2 separate regions of the Homo sapiens genome follow, and region 2 is linked to region 1. A link is a contact called in ENCODE Hi-C or POLR2A ChIA-PET data. All regions are on one chromosome and are shown on one strand. The core of a region is the stretch at or near the end of the contact, and the rest is flanking DNA. Distances in the headings are between cores, read along the strand shown. Region 1 overlaps URB2 (URB2 ribosome biogenesis homolog). Region 2 has its middle 67 kb from the start of URB2.

Evidence for each region. Hi-C counts contacts between places; a loop is a spot of excess contacts on that map. ChIA-PET counts read pairs that join two places held with the same protein, here RNA polymerase II (POLR2A). Pooled maps may share reads with other maps.
Region 2: a loop to region 1 is called in a pooled map, with 2.5 times the contacts of the local background. The contact joins two enhancer-like sites. A Hi-C loop is called at or near these places in 2 of 50 pooled maps. POLR2A ChIA-PET finds 5 or more read pairs at or near these places in 3 of 52 experiments (IMR-90, activated B cell and activated naive CD4-positive, alpha-beta T cell).

What each region holds. Positions count from the first base shown.
Region 1 is chr1:229,642,877-229,646,054 of GRCh38, forward strand. URB2 (URB2 ribosome biogenesis homolog) reads left to right here. Exons shown (of 10, transcript NM_014777.4): 5 at 657-817; 6 at 2,983-3,093. Among named protein-coding and RNA genes, the nearest start is that of URB2, 18 kb to the left of the region's middle. RefSeq lists an enhancer at 1,506-1,665. Within about 2 kb of position 1,560, at least 2 of the 41 ENCODE cell types and tissues checked have a DNase peak (open chromatin) inside an H3K27ac peak, as active enhancers do.
Region 2 is chr1:229,691,892-229,695,069 of GRCh38, forward strand. No RefSeq gene overlaps it. Among named protein-coding and RNA genes, the nearest start is that of URB2, 67 kb to the left of the region's middle. RefSeq lists an enhancer at 3,021-3,178. Within about 2 kb of position 1,445, at least 13 of the 41 ENCODE cell types and tissues checked have a DNase peak (open chromatin) inside an H3K27ac peak, as active enhancers do.

The DNA of each region.
Region 1 (3,178 bases), core at 310-2,809:
GTATTACTTTTGACTCTCTAGAAACTAAACTACTGATAGCCTACTGTTGACCAAAGCCTTGCTGAACATAAACAGTCGATTACCACGTATTTTGTGTATGTATTTATGTATTATATTCTTACAATCAAGTAAGCTAGAGAAAAGAAGATGTTATTAAGAAAATAACAAGGAAGGGAAAATGTATTTGCCATTCATTAAGTGAAGTAGGTTATCATCAAGGTCTTCATCCTCTTCATCCTCACACTGAGTAGGTTGAGGAGGAGGAAGAGGAGGGGTTGGTCTTGCAGTCTCAGGGGTGCTAGAGGCAGAAGAAAACCCATGTATAAGTGGATCCATGCAGTTCAAACATTGTTCAAGGGTCAACCGCACAAAGCAATAATCACTGTCTTCTGTGGTTCAGGTTTACCTCCTAAGCATGGCTGTCGTCTTCTGTGTTTGTGTGTGTACACACAATGCACAGGCGTAGCTGTGCGTGTGAGAGCATGGCATCACAGTAACTACGTGTACCTGCTTTTTCCACCAGTGCTTATATCACCATGCCCCTAACTTGGTGATTTTTGATGGCGGCCACAGCTGTGCGCAGTTTCATCCTATGGCTACTTGGTAGTTTATTTCACCTGTCACATCTTAACAATTTTGGTTTCTTTCCCACACAGATCCTGAAATTCCTGTTCAGGTCACTCAGGATATTGAGCCTCATTTGGGAGCCTTGTTCACCCAAATGTTAGAGGTTGGGACGACAGAGGACTTGAGGCTGGTGATGCAGTGTATTCTCCAGGGACTGGATGTCAGTAACATGTGGAAAGCAGATGTGCAGGTGGGTGCCTTCTCCCTCCTTGTGTGGCAGGCTCAGAAACCACGTCGGCTCAAATGGGAAAACTGATTTGAGATGTGGTGTCACCCTTAAAACTAAACAAGTTCTAACTGGTAGAGACTCTAGGCAAAGGGGGAGGCTGTGAGAGGGAGCCCTGGCCTGTGGGACAGCCCAGGCTGCGGCATAGGGAGGCCTTAGTTTTCAAACGGGAAGTTTTTCAAATAACAAATGTGTTGTCTTATTACGTTAAATACTAAGTGTTACACATTCACAAAACTGATCCATAAAAAAGTTAAATTCTGCTCATTCTTTGCTGAAGACCTCTCACACCATACTTCTTGAAACATGTGGCCTGATTGGGCCATACTGCCTTCATGCCAGCATTTGAGAAGCACCTAGGTTAGCCTACCCCCTTCAGTTCTGACAGAAGTCGCTAATACAGCCTGCATGGTGTTGCATTTGCTGAGTGCCTTTGCACAGAGCTCACATGCTGGGATTTGTTTCTCTGAATGCCTGTGGGCACTGGACTGGTCAGACATCTCTTACGCAAGGAAGAAGGCCACAGGCCACAGAGCCAATGGTTGGTGGGGCAGAGAGTCCAGCCAAGGTCTCTGGTCTAGGCATATTCTGCCTCATGAATGGCTTATTGACTCCTGGTCATATACAGCACACTGGTATTGGGTACTGATTTGGGCAGGAGAGGAAACAAACCTAAATTTCTGTTTGGACCAGTTGGTCAGGAGACTTCCCGGAGGAAGTGAAACTCCAGCTGTGCACTGAAGAATGCAGGGGACTTGATTGGGGAGCAGAGGTGAGGGGAAGGGAGGCGTGCACCGTGCAGGCAGCGTGTTGGGCTGCCAGGAGCAGGGGATGTGCAAGAGTGAGAAGATGGACAGGGAGAAGTGGTGCCAGGGGGGCAGGCCCTGGTGGGGAGATAGCCTGTAGGTGGGCAGGAGAGTGGGAGTGGAGATGGGGCTTTGGGGTGTGCCTAGTCAGAGGGAGCAGGGAAGGGAAGAGAGTGAAAGGCAGAAGCCAGGACTTTGGCTAGGGTTGTGGGGTGGGCTGCACAGCATTCGGGGAGAAAGGGACGGTGTGAGGCTGAAATAGGAACTCACTGACAATGTGAAATGCCTGGCACTGGGTCTGTTTGTTCATATAGGCACCCCGTAAAGGTAGGGCTCTGCCCACATCTCATGGTTTAAAACCTTATTTTTCAAAGGGGAAGTTTTTCAAATTACAAATGTGTGGTCTTATTATGTAAAATACTAAGTATTACATATTCACAATACTGATATGTATAAAAGTTAAATTCTGGCCGGGTGCGGTGGCTCATGCCTGTAATCCCAGCACTTTGGGAGGCCAAGGTGGGTGGATTATATGAGGTCAGGAGTTCGAAACCACCTGGCCAACATAGTGAAACCCCGTCCCTGCTAAAAATACAAAAATTAGCTGGGCCTGGTGGTGGGTGGCTGTAATCCCAGCCACCTGGGAGGCTGAGGCAGGAGAATCGCTTGAGCCCAGGAGGTGGAGGTTGCAGTGAGCAGAGATCATGCCATTGCACTCCAAGCCTGGGTGACAGAGCGAGACTCGGTCTCGAAAAAAAAAAAAAAGTTAAATTCTGCTCACTCTGTGCTTAAGACCTCTCCCACCATATATTTTGAAACATGTGACCCGATTGGGTCATATTGCCCTCATGTCAGCATGTAGCACCCGTGACCACAGCACCTAATCCGATTGTTTTCACATTTTCCTCCAGCCCCTCCTATCTGTAAGCGTGCATCGTTGCTCAGTGAAGTAACAGCCAGTGTCCTCTGCGTGGACAGAGCCTTGACAAGACGGGCTCTCTGTAATTAGGTCACAGTGTGTGACCCTTTTGCAATTCACTGTCCTGGCCGATTTACGTGCTTGATTTAGTGAAATGCTGCTGAAAGACCCTGACTTTGCCCCAGCTCTGCTCATCTTCTTCACTTCCTTCCTGTCTGCATGCTGATGTGAAGGGTGTCCCTCCCAGGACTTAACCCCAAGCAGGCCTTGTCCACCTCCCCTGACACCAGGGCTCTCAATCCACTCCAACGCCACAGCCCCAGAGAGCAGTCTTCTTCCCCAGGCGGAGTTCTTAAGGGAGAACACGCTATCTCTGCCGCTAAGTTTTTTCTCTCTTGCCCCAGGCTGTTGTGTCAGCTGTTACACTGCTGAGGCTGCTACTGAACTGCCCACTCAGTGGAGAGAAAGCAAGTCTGTTGTGGCGTGCGTGTCCCCAGATAGTCACAGCTTTAACAGTGAGTACCCTCTGGAGATGTGTCCTCTAGCTCCTCCCCTCCCTCTTCCTGTAAAGACAGAAGTCAGCCTTTTGGGGTCTGCTGC
Region 2 (3,178 bases), core at 195-2,694, 49 kb after region 1:
TGTTTGTTTGTTTGAGACAAGGTCTTACTCTGTTGCCCAGGCTAGATGCAGTGGTGCCATCACAGCTCACTGTAACCTCCAACTCCTGGGCTCAAGCGATCCTTCTGCCTTAGTGTCCTGAGTAGCTAGGAATACAGGCATGCACCACCACACCTGGATAATTTTTAAAATTTTCTGCCGACAGAGGGTCTCACTATATTGCCCAGGCTGGTCTCAAACTCCTGGCCTCAAGAAATCCTTTTATCTTGACCTCCCAAAGTGCTGGAATGACAGGAGTAAGTCACCGGCCTCAGCCCTGGGAGCTGAGTCTTGATGAGAAGTTAGCTAAATGAAGAAGGAAGGGCCACCAGATGAAAAATTCATAACAAAGCCTGAATGAAAACTCGGGATTTCGGAGTCCTGGTCCAGTGTTTTTCTTACTTATCTGGGTTTTCAGAATCTCGTCTAGAAGAGACTCATATTCTTGTTTAATCTGGCAGGGCTTTTTTTCTTGTAAGGTTTGTTGGGAAATGAGGTATTTTGACCTGCTTGACTGATTCACCTACTAAAAGGATTATATAGTCACTGCTCTAGAAAACCACTTCCTCAGTGAGAATGTGGTCCCGTAGATTGTGCGTCCTGGTTTTTCACACATTATTATCATTCTTTTTTGTTTGTTTGTTTCAGACGGAGTCTCGCTCTGTCACCCAGGCTGGAGTGCAGTGGTGCGATCTTGGCTCACTGCAACCTCTGCCTCCCAGGTTCAAGCAATTCTCATGTCTCAGCCTCCCAAGTAGCTGGGACTACAGGCATGCACCACCATGCCCAGCTAATTTTTAAATTTTTAGTAGAGACAGGGTTTCGCCATGTTGGCCAGGCTGGTCTTGAACTCCTGACCTCAGGTGATCCACCCACCTTGGCCTCCCAAAGTGCTGGGATTACAGGCGTGAGCCGCCACACCCAGCCTATTATTTATTATTCTAACCTGTGTTCCAACACACTTCAATGACCTGCTTGTTGAATGGCTTTCAGAAGGGAGGCTTTGCCTTTCTTCCTGGGATAGAGTCATCTGAGTTTGTCTTGGCTCAGTTCTAAGTGACTGGTCTCTTTACCTGTCATCCCCATTGCCAGCTTAGATCTAGGCAGCATCCCATGAGACTCAATCCTTCCTGGAATCAGATGAGTGGACAGTGGGGTGGGCCCTGCCAGCCCAGCCAAACAGTCAGATCCTCTCCCTGAGGATCTGGAATAGGGATGCTTCCAGTTCCGGGGACTGACTTGATTAGCTATAGGTTCCAAGTACAGTTATGTAGAGTCAAGTTTCATGGTGAGGCTTACTTAGACAAAGCAATAAGCAAACTGAAGTTGTGAAGGAGCAGAAACCCTGAACAGCAAGGGGAAGCCAGCCCATAGGGAGGATATGGGAGCAGGTGTACAGAGAGAAGCCAAGATGAGAGATGATGTGGCTTGAGAAACGGTTGCCATTCATTCTCTGGTTCCCTGGAGACCCAGCTGCACTTCCTACAGCTGGGTTCTGTTACATCGCTCTGTGTCTTGTACAATAAACCTTTTGCTTGAGCTGGCTTGCGTGGGTTTCTGATCCTTCAACAAAAACTTCCTGTGATTCTAGCAGTCCCAAATCGATTTCTCCCCAGATCTTTCAGCTGACATGATTTCTTCCCCTTTTGTTACCTAGTCTATGAGAATGAAGGAGATTCTGTCGGCATCAGTGATTTTCTTTTTCCAGCTATTGCAAAGGTATTTTACATTTGCTAGGGGTTAGAGGCAATGACTCGGTACTTTCTCCAACACAGGGGGAGCAGATTCATCGGTGAAGTCAATGATGGCCACTTACAAGCAGTTCCACATAAGCAGTGTATTGTAACACAGAAGTATTGAATAATTGAAAGCATAACCATACTAATAGGATCTTTGCCTGGCTACATGATAGCCATGAGAAATATCAGACCACGAGCCAGGGAGACAAGGTGCATAGTTCCAACCTTGCCTCTAATTGGCTGCGTGATTAAAGGCATCAGGGGCGTTCAGTGCACCTTGGGGTTTCAGCGGCCTCCTCCCCTTGCTCACAGGCTCAAATGAGACAAGGTATATGAAAGCAGTTTGAAAAGGTACAGAGTGCCTTACCCTGAGATATGTGAAGGACTATATTTAGTTACTGGGAGCTGGAAGGGCCTAATGTCTTTCCCACATGTCCTATCAAAGACACATGTGCAGGACAGCTGGTGAATACAGATCGGTGAAGTGCTGACCCTGGCTGTGCTTTGGAATCACAGTGGTGCTTTACAGACCCAGAGGGGCCGCCTTACCCAGTCTCTCTGAATCTGAAGCTTCTTGAGCAATGCTTGGCAGCCAGGGCTGAGAATCTCTTCTGCTGCCCTGTCTCCAAGTTAGGCGCCGAACTCTGGGAGTCAGCAGGCCTATGTTGGCTTCTGACGCTTGGATGTCCCGCCCAGCCCCTGGAGGTCAGAGCCCAGTGAAGAGACAGCAGGAGCCAGAGCCCCAAGCTGAGCACAGACACTTACTCATCCTCCCCCTCGCTGGCCACACTAATGGGAATAGTTGGGAGAGAAACTCTTCAGTGCTAACAGGCTGCAGCTGCTGTTGTGGCAGCAGCCAGGTGGTGAGTCGGCACAGTCGATGCCTGGCTTAATTTGCAGCAGGAAGCGGGGCTGGGGACAGTCTGCTTCCTCTGCCTCTCTTTGTCCCCAGCAGAGCCCTGCCTCCTGGTGAGCGGTGCAGCTGGGAGAGGTAATTGGATTTGATGAACATCTAGCTCTATGGAGACAGAACACTTTAGGTTTTCCCATGAAGGTCAAAGGCAGGCCAGATAGTTTTAAGATTTGACCTCTGGCATCTGAAAAGACAAATAATGGAATTTTTTTTTTTTTTTAGTGAGTTTGTGGTTGAAATTTTGGCTATTTCAAATGGGTAGGAGGGTACACAAAATGACTGAATTTAACCCCTGAGAATAAATTCTGGACTGATCTAGAATCTTCTGGAGAATGGCCTGGCCCTTCCCACCTCTCTAGCCTCATGTCTTACACCTCACGGATACACTGGCATCTTCCAGGCACGGGCCCACCCCACACTTCCACTTCTGGAAATGTGTTTTTTTCTCTGTATAGGTTGACTTTATCCTAACTACCCATTTTGCTGGGCCAACCCCTGTATATCCTTC